Regions from separate parts of the Homo sapiens genome. Here region 1 is linked to region 2. A link is an interaction called in ENCODE POLR2A ChIA-PET data of the cell type or tissue named here. Cell type or tissue: Panc1. All regions are shown on one strand. Each heading gives the region's core, and the rest is flanking DNA. Links, peaks and the distances in the headings are about the cores only.

What was found. Peaks named below come from ENCODE experiments on the same cell type or tissue, not always from the same donor. Only the 100,000 strongest peaks of a DNase experiment are listed, where the experiment ranks them.
Region 1: POLR2A ChIA-PET joins it to region 2 with 5 read pairs; 4 of 35 experiments call an interaction of 5 or more read pairs at or near these places.

What each region holds. Positions count from the first base shown.
Region 1 is chr11:9,924,884-9,935,709 of GRCh38, forward strand. The region is part of intron 16 of SBF2 (SET binding factor 2); the gene reads right to left. LOC101928008 (a long non-coding RNA gene) reads left to right here. Exons shown (of 3, transcript NR_120539.1): 3 at 4,007-4,380. Among named protein-coding and RNA genes, the nearest start is that of LINC02709, 170 kb to the left of the region's middle. In Panc1, for the core only: no CTCF peak of the experiment used is centred there; no DNase peak of the experiment used is centred there.
Region 2 is chr11:9,805,805-9,816,630 of GRCh38, forward strand. SBF2 (SET binding factor 2) reads right to left here. Exons shown (of 40, transcript NM_030962.4): 30 at 6,728-6,904; 31 at 3,097-3,198; 32 at 2,196-2,381. It overlaps SBF2-AS1 (SBF2 antisense RNA 1), which reads left to right. Exons shown (of 3, transcript NR_036485.1): 2 at 2,044-3,480; 3 at 4,456-5,515. Among named protein-coding and RNA genes, the nearest start is that of LINC02709, 52 kb to the left of the region's middle. In Panc1, for the core only: no CTCF peak of the experiment used is centred there; no DNase peak of the experiment used is centred there; H3K27ac peaks cover 4,879 bases.

The sequences.
Region 1 (10,826 bases), core at 3,891-8,890, 120 kb after region 2:
GACCACAGGTGTACACCATCATGTCCAGCTATTTTTTTTATGTTTTGCAGAGATGAGGTCTCACTATGTTGCCCAGGCTGGTCTTGAACTCCTGGGCTCAAGCAGTTCTCCCTCCTCAGCCTCTCAAAGTGTTGGAATTACAGGCGTGAGCCACCGCACCTGGCCTAACTGCACTTTCAACTTAGGATATTTTTAACTTACAAAGAGTTTATCAGGAATGTAACCCCATTTTAAGTCAAGCAGGATCTGTATGATGTGAGCTATATGTGTAATTTAATATTTTCTGGTAGCCTAATTTAAAATAGTAAAAGGAAACAGGTAAAATTAAATATATTTTATCTAACCAAACACATCTAAAATATGATAGTTCAACCTAAAATTAATGTAAAAGTCACTAATGATATATATATATATATATTTTTAGATGGAGTTTTGCTCTTGGAGTGCAATGGTGCGTGATCTTGGCTCACTGCAACCTCCACCTCCCGGCTTCAAGCGATTTTCCTGCCTCAGCCTCCCAAGTAGCTGGGATTACAGGCATGCGCCACCACGCCCGACTAATTTTGAATTTTTAATAGAGACAGAGTTTCTCCATGTTGGTCAGGCTGGTCTCAAACTCCAACCTCAGGTGATCCGCCCACCTGGGCCTCCCAAAGCGCTGGGATTATAGGCGTGAGCCACCGTGCCCGTCCACTAATGAGATATTTTATATTCCTTTACTGGACTAAGTCCTCAAAAGCCAATGTATATGTCACACTAACAGCACATCTTGGTTTGAATTAGACACATTTCACCTAGTCGAATCTAGTTCCACATGTGTCACATAAAGATTTTGGACTACATTAGACTACAATACCCTTAAAATATAGGTCTTATAGTCCTAAAGTTATAGAAAGTGTGATTTTCTATCTCTTTTCTTCCCACAATTGCCCTTTCCTTAGGCTTTTGGCTGCTATTTTTAGAATACTGTTTAGAAAATTATGGCAGGGGACATCAAATCAGGGTACTGAACTTGTTATAGGGCAACTGAAAAATGTCAGTCTCCCCAGGCTAAAAAATAAGGTTTGGAACCAACGTGATAACGTTTTCCATGAAATTAGTTATAGATAAAAGAGAGAACAGTTTGAACTTCAAAGGGTATCAAAGTCAGACAGCCTCAAAGACTGATATGTGGATCTTTCCCCTTTGATTTTGTTATGAAACTGGGCTGTCTCCATTGCAGACTATCTGTAATCTGGCTTAAGTTGTACTTATAAAAGTGTTTTAGTCTCCTTGTTTTTTTCCCTTTTCACATTGAACTTTGGTCATTTCTACACTGCATAAGTAGAAAAATATTTCGGGTAGACTGTATTTGATTTTCCTGTAGCTGTTAGAAACTTGCAAACCTTTTTGTCACTGGTGAGAATTCAAAATTGAAGTTTAGCCTTAAGAATAAAAAAAATTGTCTTTTTTTTTTTCCTTTTAACAAACTACCATTGGAAAGACTGAAAATCTTAAGTAGGGAAAAAGCAAAAGGATGGCCCCTACTTAAAATTTCATAATGCTATACCAATCAAAATTCTTATATTAGAACACACATTCTTTTCAAGTGCATAAGGAATAGCTGCCAATATAGACCATATACTGGACCATAAAACATCTCCCAATGAATTTAAAAGCATGTTATCTGAACATGATAGAAGTTAGAAAGCATTAAGAGAAAAACCTCTGAAAGATCCACGCAAAGAGTATAATATAAACTACATAACATAATTCTAAATAACCTAAGCGTTCAAAGAAGAAATCAAAAGGGAAATGAGAAAGTATTTAAAAATGAATAAAAATGAAGACATATTATATAAAAATTTGTTGGCTGCTAATAAGGCGGTATTTAGTGAGAAATTTCTAGCACTAAATACCTGTGTTAGAAAAGAAGAAAGGTTTCAAATCAATCACATTAGCATCTACCTTAAGAAAATGGACAAAGAGCTAATTAAATATAAAGTAAGTAGAAGAAAGGAAATAAAATGTCGTGTAGAAATCAATAATAGACAACATAAAAACAACAGAGAGAAAATCAATGAAACCCGAAACTGGTTCTCTGAGAAATTTAATAAAATGTATAACTCTCTAGCTTGACTGAACAGGATAAAAAGGGGAGACAACACATTTTTGCCATGAGGAATGAGAGAGATGACATTATTCTAGATTCTATAGATATTAAAAAGATAATAAAGAACTAGGATTAACATGTTATATCTATATATTGGACAATTTTGACAAAATGAACAAATTCCTTTTAAGATACCAATTGCTAAATACCTCTTACAAAATAAATAACCCAAATACATTACATCTACAAAATAATTGAACTTGAAGTTAAAAACCTTCTCATAAAGAAAGATCTAGGCCTGGATATCTTTATTTATGAATTCCACCAAATATTTAAGGAAGCAATAATACCAATTCTAGACAAACTCTACTGGAAAATTGAGCCGGAGTATGCACTTCCCAACTGATTTTATGAGGCCAGCAATACCCTGCTACCAAAACCAGACACAGAAATTAGCAAATCAAATCCGACAAGTTAAACCGGATGCAGTACTATGTGCCTATAGTTCCAGCTATTTGGGAGGCTGAAGCAAGAGGATCACTGGAGTCAGTCTGGGCAAGATAGCAAGTCCTCTGTCTCTAATAAAATAAAAAATTAAATAAAAAAATAAAAAATACATCATGATCAACTAGAATGGAAAGCTGGTTTCACATTAGCAAATCAACCAATGTAATTCACCCTGTTAAAAAACTGAAGAGAAAAACTATCTGATCACCTTAAAAGATACGGAAAAAAAATCTGACAAAATACCACATCAATTATTTGATTCCTCAGTATCCTAGGAATCAAAGGACACTTTCATAAACAGATAAGAGAGTATCTACAAAAAAACCCTACAGCTAATGTCTGCACTTAAATCTATACTATTTTTCACAAAAGTGCAAAGCCAATTCAGTGAGTAAACAAATGATGCAACAACAACTCTATATCTGTTTGTAAAAGAAATGAACTTGGTCCCATACCTTATACCAAATTAAAAAGATAAACTAGAAACAGCTGAGATCTAAATATGAAACCTAAACATTTAGCATTTTTAAAGAAAATGAGAGAAAATTTTTGTCACTTTGGGTTTAGAGAAGACTTCTTAGATATGATACCAAGTGCATATCTATTCATGAATAAAAAATTGATAAACTGGACTTTATCAAAATAAAAAGCTTCTGATCTTTAAAAGACACTGTTCAGAGAATAAAAATATAAGACAATATCTGAAAATAACTGAAAATCATATATTTGAGAAGGACTTGTATTCAGAATATAAAAATTTTTCCAAACTCGGTAATAAGAAAACAAACAACCCAATTTAAAAAGGGCAAAATATTTGAACATACATCAACAAAGATATATAGATGGTAAATAAGTATAAATCAAGATGTCCAATATCATCAGTCATTAGGAAAGTGCAAATTAAAACCACATGAGATACAACCACACACCTATTAGGATGGCTTCAAATGGAAAGACTGACTACAGGAAGTGTTGGAGAGGATGTGGAAATACTGGAACTCTCATATACTCATGGTGGGAATGTAAAATGATAGAGCTGCTTGAAACACAGCTTGGACATTTCTTAAAAAGTTAAAAGTACACATACTATAGGGTCCAGCCAATACACTCCTGTTATTTTAAACTAGATAAATGAATGCATTATGTCCATCAAAGACTTATGCATGAATGTTGAGAGCAGTTTTACTTGTACCAGGCCCCAGCTGGAAATGAATCAAATATTCATTAACATGTGAATGGATAAGCAAAAGTAACTGAGGTATTTGCATTGTTGGAATCTGCCGTTTGATACTGGAATACGTTCTTAAATAAATGTGGTTATGTTTTATACATCATTTTAATGGGCATTTCTCACTTTATTTTTCTTTTGTTAATGACTTATTACTTGCTGTTCATTTCATGTTTTAGACTATGAAAATGATGTTAGATAAAAATTAAATTCAAGCAATTTTCTTGTTCGAGTTCAAAACGGGTCATAAAGCAGCAGAGATAACTTGCAACATCAACAATGCATTTGGCCCAGGAACTGCTAATGAACATACAGTGCAGTGCTTGTTCAAGAAGTTTTGCAAAGGAGAAGAGGAAGATGAGGAGTGTAGTGACCAGCCATTAGAAGTTGACAACAACCAAGTGGGAGCAATCATCAAAGCTCATCCTTTTACAACTACACGAGAAGGTGCCGAAGAGCTCACCATTGACCATTCTATGGTCATTTGGCATTTGAAGCAAACTGGAAAGGTGAAAAAGCTCGATAAGTGGATGCCTCATGAGCTGAACCAAAAAAAACAAAAAACAAAAAAAAAAAAACCATCGTTTTGAAGTGTCATCTTCTCTTACTCTATGCAACAAGGAAACATTTCTCAATTGGATTGTGATGTGCCACAAAAAGTGGATTTTATATGACAACCAGTGACAACCAGCTCAGGGGTAGGACCAAGAAGCAGCTCCAAAGCGCTTCCCAAAGCCAAACTTGCAACCAAAAAAGGTCATGGTCACTGTTTGGTGGTCTGCTGCCAGTCTGATCCACTACAGCTTTCTGAATCCTGGCGAAACCATTACATCTCAGAAGTATAGTTGGCAAATCGATGAGATAAACCGAAAACTGCAAGGCCTGCAGCTGGCATTGGTCAACAGAAAGGGCCCAATTCTTCTCCATGACAATGCATGTCACACAACCAATGCTTCAAAAGTTGAACAAATTGGGCTACAAAGTGCTGCCTCATCCACCGTATGCACCCAACCCCTGGTCAACTGACTACCACTTCAAGCATCTCAACAACTTTTTGCAGGGAAAATGCTTCCACAACCAGCAGGATGCAGAAAATGCTTTCCAAGAGTTCGTTGAATCTTGAAGCACAGACATTTATGCTACAGGAATAAAGAAACTTATTATTAACTGGCAAAAATGTGTTGATTGTAACGGTTCCTATTCTGATTAATAAAGATGTGTTTTCATTGTTCAGCTCCCATGGACACAGGTAGGGGAACAATACTTACTGGGGCCTGTTGGGGGATGGTGGGGGTGGGAGAGCATTACGGAAAAGAGCTGATGCATGCTGGGCTTAATACCTAGGTGATGGGTTGACAGGTGCAGCAAACAACCATGGCACACGTTTACCTATGTAACAAACCTGCACATCCTGGACATGTACCTCAGAAATTAATATAAAGAATTTTAAAAAAAGTACAAACAGGTGAAAAAAAATGTGTTTGAGCCTAGTTATAATGATTTAAAATTCATGGTCCAAAACTGCATTTACTTTTTTACCAACCTAATATTTATACAATATATAACAGTACTATTCACCATTAAAAAGGAATGATCTATTGATGCATACTACATACATCAAAATAATGATGCTGAGTAAAAGAAGCCAGACCAAAAAAATTACATATTTGATTCCATTCACATAAAATGTAGAAAATGCAACCTAATCTATAGTGGCAGAGAAAAGATCAGCAGTCACCTGGGAATGGGTATAGAGGCAGGGTGTTGAGAAGAGGGGAGAGTATCCTTTGTATCCCTTTTCTTGTACAAAAGAGTACAAGAAACTTTTGGGGATAATAAATTGGTTCATTATTTTGATTGTTGTGATAGTTTCAAAGGTGTCTATACATGTTAAAAAGTTATTAACTTGGGGAGATCCGTTTCAAGATGGCTGAACAGGAACAGCTCTGGTCTGCAGCTCCCAGCGTGATCGATGCAGAAGACGGGTGATTTCTGCATTTCCAAGTGAGGTACCTGTTTCATCTCATTGGGACTGGTTGGACAGTGGGTGCAGCCCACGGAGGGTGAGCCGAAGCAGCGTGGGGTGTCACCTCACCTGCGAAGAGCAAGAGATTGGGGGATTTCCCTTTCCCAGCAAAGGGAAGCCATGACAGACTGCACCTGGAAAAACGGGACACTCCCACCCAAATACTGCACTTTTACCAAGGTCTTAGCAACTGGCAGACAAGAAGATTCTCTCCCATGCCAGGCTTGGCTGGTCCCATGTCCACAGAGCCTTGCTCACTGCAAGCTAGCACAGCAGTCTGAGATTGAACTTTGAGGTGGCAGCCTGGCTGGGGGAGGGGCATCTGCCATTGCTGCAGCTTGCGTAGGTAAACAAAGAAACCAGGAAGCTCGAACTGGGCGGAGCCCACTGCAGCTCAGCAAGGCCTACTGCCTCTATGGACTCCACCTCTGTGGGCAGGGCATAGCTGAACAAAACGCAGCAGACAGCTTCTGCAGACTTAGAAGTCCCTGTCTGACAGCTCTGAAGAGAGCAGTGGTTCTTCCAGAATGGCGGCTGAGCTCTGAGAATGGACAGACTGCCTCCTCAAGTGGGTCCCTGACCCCTGTGTAGTCTAACTGGGAGACACCTCCCAGTAGGGATCGACAGACACCTGATATAGATGGGTGCCCCTCTGGGACGAAGCTTTCAGAGGAAGGATCAGGCAGCAGTATTTGCTGTTCTGCAATATTTGCTGTTCTGCAGCCTCCACTGGTGATACTCAGGCAAACAGGGTCTGGAGTGGACCTCCAGCAAACTCCAACACACCTGCAGCTGAGGGACCTGACTGTTAAAAGGAAAACTAAACAACAGAAAGGAATAGCACCAACATCAACAAAAAGGACATCTACACCAAAACCCCATCTGTAGTTCACCAACATCAAAGACAAAAGGTAGATAAAACCACAAAGATGGGGAGAAACCAGAGCAGAAAAGCTGAAAATTCTAAAAACCAGAGCACCTCTTCTCCTCCAAAGGATCGCAGCTCCTCCCCAGCAATGGAACAAAGCTGGATGGAGAATGACTTTGATGAGTTGACAGAAGTAGGCTTCAGAAGGTCAGTAATAACAAACTTCTCCAAGCTAAAGGAGCATGTTCAAACCCATCGCAAGGAAGCTAAAAACTTGAAAAAAGGTTAGACGAATGGCTAACTAGAACAAACAGTATAGAGAAAACCTTAAATGACCTGATGGAGCTGAAAACCATGGCACGAGAACTTCGTGACGCATGCACAAGCTTCAATACCCAATTCGATCAACTGGAAGAAAGGGTATCAGTGATTGAAGATCACATTAATGAAATAAAGTGAGAAGACAAGGTTAGAGAAAAAAGAGTAAAAAGCAACAAACGAAGCCTCCAAGAAATACGGGACTAGGTGAAAAGACCAAATCTACATTTGATAGGTGTACCTGAAAGTGATGGGGAAAATGGAACCAAGTTGGAAAACACTCTTCAGGATATCATCCAGGAGAACTTCCCCAACCTAGCAAGGCAGGCCAACATTCAAATTCAGGAAATACAGAGAACACCACAAAGATACTCCTCGAGAAGAGCAACCCCAAGACACAGAATTGTCAGATTCATCAAGGTTGAAATGAAGGAAAAAATGTTACGGGCAGCCAGAGAGAAAGGTCAGGTTACCCACAAAGGGAAGCCCATCAGACTAACAGTGGATCTCTCGGCAGAAACCCTACAAGCCGGAAGAGAGAGGGGGCCAATATTCATCCTTCTTAAAGAAAATAATTTTCAACCCAGAATTTCATATCCAGCCAAACTAAGCTTCATAAATGAAGGAGAAATAAAATCCTTTACAGACAAGCAAATGCTGAGAGATTTTGTCACCACCAGGCCTGCCTTACAAGAGCTCCTGAAGGAAGCATAAACATGGAAAGGAACAACCAGTACCAGCCACTGCAAAAACATGTCAAATTGTAAAGACCATCAATGTTACAAAGAAACTGCATCAATTAATGGGCAAAATAACCAGCTAGCATCATAATGATAGGATCAAATTCACACATAACAATATTAACCTTAAATTTAAATGGGCTAAATGCCCCAATTAAAAGATACAGACTGGCAAATTGAATAAAGAGTCAAGACCCATCGGTGTGCTCTATTCAGGAGACCCATCTCACATGAAGAGACACACATAGGCTCAAAATAAAGGGATGGAGGGAGATCTACCAAGCAAACGAAAAGCAAAAAAAAAAAAAAAAAAAAAAAAAAAAAACAGGTGTTGCAATCCTCAATCCTAGTCTCTGATAAAACAGACTTTAAACCAACAAAGATCAAAAGAGACAAAGAAGGCCATTACATAATGGTAAACAGATCAATTCAACAAGAAGAGCTAACTATCCTAAATATAGATGCACCCAATACAGGAGCACCCAGATTCATAAAGCAAGTCCTGAGAGACCTACAAAGAGACTTAGACTCCTACACAATAATAATGGGAGACTTCAACACCCCACTGTCTATATTACACAGATCAACGAGACAGAAGGTTAACAAGGATATCCAGGACTTGAACTCAGCTCTGGACCAAGTGGACCTAATGGACATCTACAGAACTCTCCACCCCAAATCAACAGAATATACATTCTTCTCAGCACCACATCACACTTATTCCAAAATTGACCACATAATTGGAAGTAAAGCATGCCTCAGCAAATGTAAAAGAACAGAAATCACAACAAACTGTGTCTCAGACCACAGTGCAATCAAATTAGAACTCAAGATTAAGAAACTCACTCAAAACCGCTCAACTACATGGAAACTGAACAAAGTGCTCCTGAATGACTACTGGGTACATAACGAAATGAAGGCAGAAATAAAGATGTTTTTTGAAACTAATGAGACCAAAGACACAACGTATCAGAATCTCTGGGGCGCATTTAAAGCAGTGTGTAGAGGGAAATTTACAGCACTAAATGCCCACAAGAGAAAGCAGGGAAGATCCAAAATCAGCATCCTAACATCACAATCAAAAGAACTAAAGAAGCAAGAGCAAACAAATTCAAAAGCTAGCAGAAGGCAAGAAATAACTAAGATCAGAGCAGAACTGAAAGAGATAGAGACACAAAAAACCTTTCAAAAAAATCAATGAATCCAGGGGCTGGTTTTTTGAAAAGATCAACAAAATTGATAGACTGCTAGCAAGACTAATAAAGAAGAAAAGAGAGAAGAATCAAACAGATGCAATAAAAAAATGCTACTCGGGAGGCTGAGGTAGGAGAATGGCATGAACCTGGGAGGCGGAGCTTGCAGTGAGCTGAGATTGTGCCATGGCACTCTAGCCTGGGTGACAGAGCGAGACTGTCTCAAAAATAAATAAATAAAAATAAAACATAAAAAATGATAAAGGGGATATCACCACCGATCCCACAGAAATACAAACTACCATCAGAGAATACTATAAACACCTCTGCTCAAATAAACTAGAAAATCTAGAAGAAATGGATAAATTCCTGGACACATACACCCTCCCAAGACTAAACCTGGAAGAAGTTGAATCTCTGAATAGACCAGTAACAGGCTCTGAAATTGAGGCAATAATAGCCTACCAACAACAAAAAAAGTCCAGAAGCAGACGGATTCACAACCGAATTCTACCAGAGGTACAAAGAGGAGCTGGTACCATTCCTTCTGAAACTCTTCCAATCAATAGAAAAAGAGGGAATCCTCCCTAACTCATTTTATGAGGCCAACATCATCCTGATACCAAAGCCTGGCAAAGACACAACAGAAAAAGAGAATTTTAGATCAATATCCCTGATGAACATCAATGTGAAAATCCTCAATAAAATAATGGCAAACCGAATCCAGCAGCACATCAAAAAGCTTATCCACCACGATCAAGTCGGCTTCATCCCTGGGGTGCAAGGCTGGTTCAACATACGCAAATCAATAAATGTAATCTATCACATAAACAGAACCAACAACAAAAAGACATGATTATCTCAACAGATGCAGAAAAGGCCTTTGACAAAATTCAACAGCCCTTCATGCTAAAAACTCTCGATAAACAAGGTATTGACGGAACGTACCTCAAAATAATAAGAGCTATTTATGACAAACCCACAGCCAATATCATACTGAATGGGCAAAAACTGGAAGCATTCCCTTTGAAAACTGGCACAAGACAAGGATGCCCTTTCTCACAACTGCTATTCAACTTAATGTTGGAAGTTCTCACCAGGGCAGTCAGGGAAGAGAAAGAAATAAAAGGTATTAAATTAGGAAAAGAGGAAGTGAAATTGTCCCTGTTTGCAGATGACATGATTGTATATTTAGAAAACCCCATCGTCTCAGCCCAAAATCTCCTTAAGCTGATAAGCAGCTTCAGCAGTGTCTCAGGATACAAAATCGATGCGCAAAAATCACAAGCATTCTTACACCAATAACAGACAAACGGAGAGCCAAATCATGAGTGAACTCCCATTCACAATTGCTACTAAGAGAATAAAATACCTAGGAATCCAACTTACAAGGGATGTGAAGGACCTCTTCAAGAGGAACTAGAAACCATTGCTCAACGAAATAAAAGAGGACACAAAGAAATGGAAGAACATTCCATGCTCATGGATAGGAAGAACCAATACCGTGAAAATGGCCATACTGCCCAAGGTAATTTATATATTCAATGCCATCCCCATCAAGCTACCAATAACTTTCTTCACAGAATTTGAAAAAAACTACTTTAAAGTTCATATGGAACCAAAAAAGGAGCCCACATTGCCAAGATAATTCTAAACAAAAAGAAGAAAGCTGGAGGCATCATGGTACCTGACTTCAAACTATACTACAAGGCTACAGTAACCAAAACAGCATGGTACTGGTATCAAAACAGATATATAGACCAATGGAACAGAACAGAGGCCTCAGAAATATCACCACACATCTACAACCATCTGATCTTTGACAAACCTGACAAAAACAACAGATGGGGAAAG
Region 2 (10,826 bases), core at 2,297-7,296:
GTAGAGATGGGGTTTCACCATGTTGGCCAGGATGGTTTTGATCTCTTACCTCGTGATCCACCCACCTTGGCCTCCCAAAGTGCTGGGATTACAGGCGTGAGCCACCACGCCCGACCAGGATATTCTAGATGGTCTTGATGAAGGGTGGTAAGAGCATGAACAAGACTTGTGGTCTTTCAAATTCTCATATATTCATTGAGATTATCTATTTATTGTCTATTATATTCCAGAGACTGAAACTGTAATTGTGTTAGATACTAGGGATATGAAGACTAGTATGACATAGTCCCTGTTCCCAAGAATTCTCAGACTAAGTAGAGGGCAATAGTTACATACAAATAAACATACTTTAGTGCTATAGATGTTATCAAAGAAGTCTATACCTGACTCATTAGAAATACATATAAAGTGGGAGCGTGAGGGTCAGCAAAAGATTCAAAGAATTATGAACTAAAATAACATGTGTAGTGCTCAGAACAGTGCCTGGCACATAGTAAGCAGTCGACACAAATTAGTAATTATTGTTAGTAATGGTGGTATACGGAGGCAGGAAATAGTCTAGTCCAATTGATAAGCATAATAAAAAAGCAAGATAAGAAGTGCTTTCATGAAGAACTCATATGCTTTCACCTGCCTAGAAGTGAGAAGAGATAGATGCTTGCTCCTCTCCTTTGGCCTCAGGTAAGCTTTCTGTTTCAGAGACAATGGTCTCCAAACTTCTCCCTCATCTATTTGCCAAAAGGAGTATGAATAAAAGGGCCAATATTCAAACAGAAAACAAATATAGTATACTCTTTGCTGCAAAGAGTTTAAAGGTACATGCTTAACCTTGTGACCAGCTCCTCCAGTTACTGCTTGGACAGATCAATTGAAATTCGTCAATCGGTCTTGTCTTTAATAAGTAAATTAGAGCAGTAAAAAACATAGCTTCCTGTGTGTGGGGTGAAAGGTTGGAAAGTCACTGCTCATGAGTATGGAGTTTCTTTTTGGAGTGATAAAATGCTCTAAAATTGATTGTGGTAATTGTTACAAAACTTTGTGAATGGATTCAAAACCACTGAACACTTTAAATAGGTGAATTGTATGATATATATAGTTCAATAAAGCTGTTATTTACAAAAATTATGTAGTGATCTGGAAAGTTGATCAAGTGATTACTAGAATAAAAACAAAATAAAACATAACCACATACTAACTTGGTGTCATCACAGTTAGTTTCAACTCTGGTTCCTGAAAACATAGTTCTGCCTTTCTTTCCAATCGATATTTGAGGCCAGTGTGTTTCAAAGAGGCTCACCATTCCCACAAATGTTTGACATGCCAGAACCCATTCATCCAACCCTGGGATTGTGGTCAAATGAAAGCTGGAAATAGGCCTGCTTTTCCTAGGCCAATTCAGTCTTCAACTTGCAAGCTCAGTGCCATCCAATTCTCAAACCCAATCCTGACCAAGGCCCCATCCAGAGGTCTGTATCTGATGTGCCTGCGATGAAGGCAGGAGGGAGCCTAGAGCAGTCACATCTCCCCTACCCTCACTGCATTTGAATGGATATACCTGGGCTCCCACTTATAAGTGAGAACATGAGGTATTTGGTTTTCTGCTTCTGCATCAATTTGCTTAGGATAATGGCCTCCAGCTATATCCATGTCATTGCAAAAGACATGATTTCATTCTTTTGTATGGCTGCATAGTATTCCATGGTATATATGTACCACAGTTTCTCCATGTGGTAGAAGTGACCAGTGTTCTCAAGCCTGTATGCCTGTCTGGCTGGGCCCTGATTATTTCTCCAGGGGTTAGGCTTTACCTCTTATGTTCCCAGGCACAAGCTGGGGTCCTCCCAAACTGGGCAGACCATGTGCTCGATTTCAGGACCCGTATTACCTAGAGATTTTGTTCTTAGGTAATAAGCCCAAGTTTGCTTCTCTTCTTTGAAGATGGTCATTTAGAGTGCTGGCTACTTCACTTGGGGCAAGCCCAACAGCCAGCTTAGCTGTCCTAGTTTCAGAAACCAACTAATTTTTTTTCTTTTCCATTCCTAGGAGTCTACTGCTAAGATTTCAGCATGTCCTGTGGCTGAGTTAATCAGAGTTATGACAGGAAGGTACCGGGCACACCATCGCAATGCTCCATCAATGCTAGTATGTTGTGTTCTTTCCTTCATATCAAGTCAACTCAAGCTTGCTCTACTTACCTGGTGTACACAGTCTAAGAACTGTAAGAAGACTGGAGCAAAACCACTCCCCTGACAGTTGAGGGTCAAGCTGCTCCTCTGACTGAATTTGTGACCAAAAGAGAGCCACTCTTTTTCAACCAACATCTGGAAGCCTTCAAGTGTCCTATAAAAGGGATCACTGAGTAACTGAACCAGGGATGTCACCTAGGGCATAAGCAGGATGGATTGTCATTAATTTTAGTTCTGAAAAAGGCCTATTACTAAGATAAAAGCACTTCCTTCTGATGATAGCTAATTCACAAATTTACCTGGACAGCAAATTTGTTCACTAACCATTCCAGGATGGCCAATAAAATTAATTTTGTAAACTTGCCAGTAAAAACTAAAGCTCAAATTCATTTTGGCTACAAGTTTACTTTCAGGGAATTGAGACTTTAATCCTTAACTGGCCAGTTTGCTGACAGCAACCTTTTCCTAAGTTAATCAGAGGCCAGAGGATCAGTTAAAATCAATTCTACTTTTTGGCAGATGCAGATTAATGTCTTAATGTAGTCTGAACTCACACTTTTCACTCTGGAGTGAGTTAAGGCGGGGCTTATAGAGAGCCAGGGGATGGACTGACAAAACCCAGGAAGGATGGTCCACGCCTCACACTGCTGGTCAAGGGCTCCATCCGCAAGCCTGCATGGTACATCTGTGGATGGGAGAGCTTGATGCCCGGAGCCAGAGCTCCAGGCTGCGTAGGGGCTAAGAGCTCATGGTACGGAGTTTTCTGATGGATACCAGGTGCTGTTTAACACAGGACTTTCTCTGTCCATAAACACATTAGTCATTATACAAAAGAGTCATCTGAAGAATTTAAAAATGACCAAATGGAAATATAAATATAAAATATCAAAAAATATGTCTAATAGTTTACTTGTGCAGTGATGTCCCAGCCTTCCTCCAAACAGACCAAAACTGAGGAACCATTCTCAAGTACTTCTGATACAACCACAGCCAGCTGCATTATCCTGTGAAGCTAAGAGACAGGAAGGAGAACACAATTAGACCAAGCGCTTTCTGAGTGCAGAAGTCAGAGAGAGTTGCTTTCAACCCTGGATAATCAAACGACTTAGGGATAAAGCGCTTGCACAAAAGAACCACATAATGTTTTAAATACCTAAAGTTCTTTCAAATCAAGATTAAACAATGACACTTTTGACTGGATGCAATGACTCATGCCCATAATCCCAGCACTTTGGGAGGCCGAGCCGGGCAGGTCATTTGAGGTTCGGAGTTCGAGACCAGCCTGGGCAACATAGTAAGACCCCATCTCAATGAAAACAACAACAAAATGACACTTCAAAAAAGTAGACACATTTTAAAACAATACATTCTAGTAATACATAATGAAATAAAATTACCTTACATGATTCCCCCAAAAGTAGGTGAGCTATAATTCCATAGAGTACAAAAAACAGAGATTCTATGTGGACTTCCCAACAAAAGACGGAAATTCAGATGAATTTTATTGGATTTAAAATTTGTTTTTCCATGATGTAGTAAGTTTTGTTTCAGACATTTTTTTTTTTTTTTTTTGAGACAAAGTCTCGCTCTGTCACCCAGGCTGGAGTGCAGTGATGCAATCCTGGCTAACCACAACCTCTGCCCCCCGGGTTCAAGCGATTCTCCTGCCTCAGCCTCCCGAGTAGCTTGGATTACAGGTGCATACCAGTGCACCCGGCTAATTTTTTGTATTTTTAGTAGAGACGAGGTTTCACCATGTTGGCCAGGCTAGTCTTGAACTCCTGACCTCAGGTAATCCACCTGCCTCAGCCTCCCAAAGTGCTAGCATTACAGGCGTGAACCACCACGCCTGGCCTATTTCAGGTATTCTTAATTTTTTGGGAATTAGATAGTGGTGATAGTTACACAATGTTGTGGACATACCAAAAAGCGTTGAGTTGTGCACCTTTATCATAAGGATAAATTTTATGGTAAGTGAATTATATGTTAAAAAAGAAACTCCTGGCTGGGTGTGGTGGCTCAACGCCTGTAATCCCAGCACTTTGGGAGGTTGAAGCAGGAGTAGTGCTTGAGCTCAGGAGTTTGAGACCACCTGGGCAACATGGCAAAACCCCATCTCTACAAAACATACAAAAACCAGCCAGGCGTGGTGGCATCTGCCTGTAATCCCAGCTACTCAGGAGGCTGAGGTAGGAGGATCGCTTGAACCTGGGAGATCGAGGCTGCAGTGAGCTGTGATTGTGCCACTGCACTCTAGCCTGGGTGACAGAGCAAGACCCTGTCTCGAAAAATAAAAATAAAAAAGATACTCCTATTTGTCTATACTGTGTACTAAATGAGAAAAAAACTTTCAATATATTTGTGCTAAGTTTTTAAAGCCACATCAATTGGCTCAAAGTCCTTAATAAACAATTAAGGTATGAGAATAGTATATAGATTTTAAAACCAGATGTATAACATTGTAATTTTAAAAAATATTTTAATGATCATCAGACATAATTTGCAATTTGAATCCAACTCTGAACAAGAACAAAAATGAAAAAACCCATCTCTTAAACAGAGCTAGGCTACTTTAAACACAGGAATAAGGCAAATGCCCTACTCAGTAATGAGAAGCTCCTCATGTAACTGTTTCTACAACATAGCTATCACCAGGCCTGAATTCTTTTGGGCTCAGAATTTGTTCTAAGAAATGGCTATTATTAAAAAGTCAAAAAATAACAGATGCTGGCGAGCCTGTGGAGAAAAGGGAATGTATATACATTTCTGGTGGGAATGTAAATTAGTTCAGCCATTGTAGAAAGTAGTTTGGTGATTTCTCAAATAACTTAAAACAGAATTACCATTTGACCTAGCAATCCCATTACTGAGTATATACCCAAAGGAATATAAATTGTTCTACCATAAAGTCACATGCACACACATGTTCAGTGCTGTACTATTCACAATAGCAAAGACATGGAGTCAACCTATATGCCCATCAACGGTAGACTGGATAAAGAAAATATGGTACATATACACCATGGAATACTACACAGCCATAAAAAGAATGAGCTTATGTCCTTTGCAGTAACACAGCTGAAGCAAACTAACACAGGAATGGAAAACCAAATACTGCATATTCTCACTTATAAGTGGGAGCTAAACATTGAGTACACATGGACACAAAGAAAGGAATAGACGCCTGGGGCGTATTTGAGGTTGGAGGTGAGAGGAGGGTGAGGATAGAAAAACTACCTATCAGGTACTATGCTTATTACCTGGGTGATGAAATAATCTGTACACCAAACTCCCAAGATATGCAATGTACCTATACAACAAACCTACATATGTACCCCTGAACACAAAATAAAAGTTAAAAAAAGAATTTGCTTTAAGAGTTAACTTTTAAGATGTCAATATCCCAAGTGGGCAATTATTTTCCACTGTCTTTAGTCCCTATCTTTTGGTACAGGTCCACTTTCTAGCAAAGAGTAGAGCACAGAATGTATCAGAAACATGGATAGATAAGTTGGGTGGAGGGGTCCGTTTGGAGCTGGGGCTCATAGCCTGGGGACAGAAGGGAGTATCGACCAGTTCCTTCCACGGGTATGCAAAGCACCCTAAATTGCCTTAATAATAATGAACACAGCATGATACATTTATAGCCAAATATTTATGTGGCGGCATTTCTCTTTGGTTTAAGTATCTTGAGAACAGTCACAGCCCTGAGTACTGACATCATTTCCTTTTTTTTTTTTTGCCTTTTAGTCCAATGTGCTGTGGGAAACAAGAGGCAGGATGCTTGGAGGTAGATGGAGGCAGGGGACTGGGAATTTCTGCAAGGTGATAACAAATAATGGGGGCCAGGCGTGGCAGCTCATGCCTGTAATCACAGCTCTTTGGGAGGTCAAGGTGGGAGGATTACTTGAGGCCAGGAGTTCAAGACCAGCCTGGGCAATATAAGAAATAAAGGGGCTTAAAGACAAGGCCCTTTAATTTCTCAATAAAAGTTCAATTAAGAATATCCCAAAGTTGACTGAACTGAAAGATGATAGACACTGTGTTTTTTTTTCAAGCCTTAGGTAGGCTTGGGGGCATCCAGTGTGCCTTTGGTGGGTAGTGTGGGGTGGATCTAAAATCTAGAGACCTGGGATAGGCAGACAAATGAAAGGTGAGAGCTCTTGGGAGTCATGCAGAAGTTGCCCTCTGCCCTGGATCCTTACTGTATTGACAACAGAGCAGGAGCCCTGTAAATACATGCTGATTAAATTTACATCAAAGATTTCCATCTAAAAATAATTTTCTCCTTAGTGTCCTATAGATACCAAACTTTTAAATACACAGAGATAAAAACCCAGCGATCAAGACTTCTACTCCCTCACCTCCTATACCAGATGATTTCCTTAGTCTGAAAGGCCTTTACTGATGGCACACAATGAAGGAGGAGAATGTTGGGGAGTAGGGGAACAAAGTATTTTTTTTCTCAAATACAGTTCTGTATATCTACTTGGGCCTCTGTTTCTTTGAGTTATAAAGAAAGAAGCTGCTTCAGACATTACCTGTGGGAACCACTCAGAATCTCCCAGCGCTTTCAGGAAGGTCACTTCTGAGTCAGTAGGGATGGTGCTTGGGATACAAGCCCTCATCAGCTTCTTAAAACTGGCTTTCACTTGCCGGATTTCATGAAATTCAACAGGAACAAACTCACAATTTAAAGCAAATTCTACCTTGAAGTTCTGCGGATGAAGATTCAGAGAATTAGGCAGATGAAGTGCTATAGGTAAAAGAGTGATGTTTCCAATGGGGCAGTGCATAATGACAAAGTTATTTGGGGCCAAATAGCTGCAGAGGCTGCCAATGGGTCAAGAAAGTCAATCTTGTACAGCAATGTGTCAGTGTTGGTGGGAACAGCCATTCAGTACAAGCTAGTGGTTTGCCCAGAATGGCAAATCTAGTCCTTACTAGAGGTAGATTACTTAGCCTAAGAATGCGTTCATTCTGAGAACTGGAAGAGCCTACTGGTAGACTGGAACTTGATGGAGCTCATAATACCAAATATAAGTCAATTATAAGGCCATGAACCTGGAAGTTTAAAGAGAAACTAATGATACATGGACAGTATGATTACTCCAACAGTGTAAACTAAGTCTTCCCAAGATGTATATGGTAAGGGATAGGTAACACACTGTTGGAGTTCCAGACTGTACGTGTATTAAAGTTTGTAGATATGCACATATTTGTTTCTTATTATGCAAGTAAAACATATTCATAATAAAAATGAAAAAAGGTAGAGATAAATATTGAGAAAGAAATAGAAATCACTTTCTTACTGCCCCAAGACTACCAACATTGTGGTTATTTTTTTGTTTTTTTGGGATGGAGTCTTGCTCTGTCACCCAGGCTGGAGCGCAATGGTGCGATCTTGACTGACTGCAACCTCCGCTTCCCAGGTTCAAGCGATTCTCCTGCCTCAGCCTCCCGAGTAGCTGGGACTACAGTCGTGCGCCACCATACCCAGTTAATTTTTGCATTTTTAGTAGAGATGGGCTTTCACCATGTTGCCCAGGATGGTCTCAATCTTTTGACCTTGTGATCCGCCCACCTCGGCCTCCCAAAGTGCTGAGATTACAGGCGTGAGCCACCACGCCCAGTCCTACTTCTTAAAAGTCAATAATAAAAAATTACATGGTCGGGCACGGTGGCTCATGACTGTAATCTCAGCAGTCTGGAAGGCTGAGGCAGACAGATTACCTGAGGTCAGGAGTTCAAGACCAGCCTGGCCAACACGGTGAAATCCCATCTCTACTAAAAATACAAAAAGTAGCCAGGCGTGGTGACAGGCACCTGTAATCGCAGCTACTCGGGAGGCTGAGGCAGGAGAATCACTTGAACCCCGGAGATGGAGGTTGCAGTGAGCTGAGATGACACCACTGCACTCCAGCGTGGGCAGCAGAGTGAGACTCCACCTTAAAAAAAAAAATTACATAAAAAAACCACGAAAGGCTTTGTTCATTTCTATCTTTGGGATAATATTTTTTCACTTAATATATGTATCAACCTATATTTATTTGAGTACTTTCTCATTTACATCTTTAATCCTTATGGAATTTATTTTGTGTGTGGTATGAGTGTTGCATTTGCAATTAAAGAATGCTATACTGATGGCCTACTGGTATATTTCATTTTAATAACCTGGTTGCCTAGCTCTGAAGAAGATTTAAAAGTCCTCTAACTTTTCATGCCAAAGAATGAATTAATTTTCTCAAAATGTTTCCACTTTCTTTTCATTGTGCCCAAATTACTCTATTGGACCATCTGCTTTTCTAAGATTAAAACTGCTTTCTGGAGATTGGTTGCACAGCAACATAAATGTACTTAATAATACTGAGTCATACACTTAGAAATGGTTAAGATGGTAAATCTTGTTATGTGTATTTTATAATTTTTCCTTTGTCTTAATAATTCTATTTTTAAGGAAGCTATTCTAAGGAAATAATCTAATAGGAAAAAACCCCCAGGGAATGGTATCTCAATTAAAAAAAATAACAAAATAACTTATTTGCTTGGAATTGTGACTGTAATTTTATATACAGAAGATAAAGAAACCTAAACATCCAACAACATGGGATGAATAGTGACTAAAATAGTTATGAAGACTATATGACATGGAAACATAATGTTAAGGCTTCAGATAAATAACCTAGCGATATACATGAGTTCCTTTCTATTATTTTTAAAAACTTATAATAGACAAAACATAGTTTACTTTTCAGGAAAGGTAGATTCCTATTTCCCAACTATACATGAGCTAGGTATGCTTATCTTATAAACCAGGAGTTACTAACCAAAGTATTGAGACACTCCATTAGGTTGTAAGGAATTTGTTCCTAATAATAAAGTATTAAAGTATGTGAATTTACCTAGGTAAAGGCCAAATTCAAGATTATTTTCAGAATAAGTCACTGTAATTTATTGGCTTTCATGTTTCTTTGTTGGGAGAAAAAGGTATGGAATTGTAACTGGATGGCATTGTGCAAGCTAGAATGTGGCACATATCAGACAGATACAGAGCCATATTCTACATACAAAATTGAATAAAAGATAAAACCTGAATGGAATATATAGAATAGCTGACAACTATTGTGCCAGAATGGTGGGATTACATTTTTAAAAATAATAATACTTGTCCGGGTGTAGTGGCTCACGCCTGTAATCCCAGCACTTTGGGAGGCCAGGGCGGGTGGATCACAAGGTCAAGAGATGGAGACCATCATGGCCAACGTGGTGAAACCCCATCTCTACTAAAACTAAAAAAAAAAAAAAAAAAAAAAAAAAAAGCTGGGCGTGGTGACGCGTGCCTGTAATCTCAGCTACTCAGGAGACTGGGGCAGAATTGCTTGAACCTGGGAGGTGGAGGTTGCAGTGAGCCGAGATCATGCTACTGCATTCCAGCCTAGCGACAGAGTGAGACTCCATCTCAAAAACTTAAAAAAAATATAATAATAATATTTTATTGAGGAAGGGCAGACAGAAAGAAAAAGAGGGCAGGAGGAAGAGAGGGAAGGAAAAAGGCAGCATCCCAACTCTTTCTTACTCAAATACGTATGATCACATAGCTAATCTGAGAAATTATGTGCAAAGAGAATGGCAGAGGGGAGTATTAAGGAGCTAAACCTCGGAGAGTGATTCGGATCACGAGTAAGTGTTGTGCTGAAGCATGGAAAGTCTGTGCTCTGGAAAAGACACTGGCACCAGCAACCCTGGATTGCTGTAGAAAAGGGTTCTATTTTTTGGATATAAAATTATCTACTGTATCAGAAGACACATATGCAGATTTAAAACTTGAGCATTACCCAGCAGTTTTATGCCCTCTACCCTAAAGGTTAGTGACTAAGTGGTTGCAGCAGTCCAGGCAGTGGGAGAAGAGCTAGCAAAGCCACTAGCCTGCTCCAGAAGAGATGACTCAGTTACTGGCATCTTAAGGGCCAAGCATGTGGGATCTTGCTAATGGCACCCTGCTCACAGTTTCTGCTCCACGGTTCAGCCAGAGGTCTGTCTAGGTTGTCCAGTGCCAACTGGAGCACTGGATTAAACGTTGAGATTTCTGAGTTAACAGATAACTTTCATGTCCTATATACCTACTGGTAGTAATGAAATTTATTTTGTAATGTGTGACTTGCAAAACATTAAATTCAAGGAATTGTTGTTGCTTTTGGAGGAAAAGACCATCTTTACAATTTATGGGCCCTCAGCATGGTGAAGCTCTTTAGCGCAACAATTTAACAGTAAGAATAAAGTTGATTAGCATCTAGTATTTTGAATTTTCTGACACATCTTAGGACATGTGTCTCTTTCTATATAGCTTTGCGAAGTTTTAACAAGTGTTACTCAGAAAACCTAGACTTGGCCTTGCCTTGCCTCCATACATGGTACCACAGTCTTCCTCTCTCCATTCTTCTATGTTTCTGTAGCCTGCTTTAGGTTTACCATAACAAAACTATCTGTTTTGCCATGGGCAGATTCCTGTGGAAACTGAATCAAGGCTGTTGAAAACACAGCCTGATGAAGCCTTATTCCTTTTTTTTGTATGTATGTACGCTTCCTGATGTTTATGTTGATTTTTTACTATTATGAATAAATATTTATTTTCATGGCTAA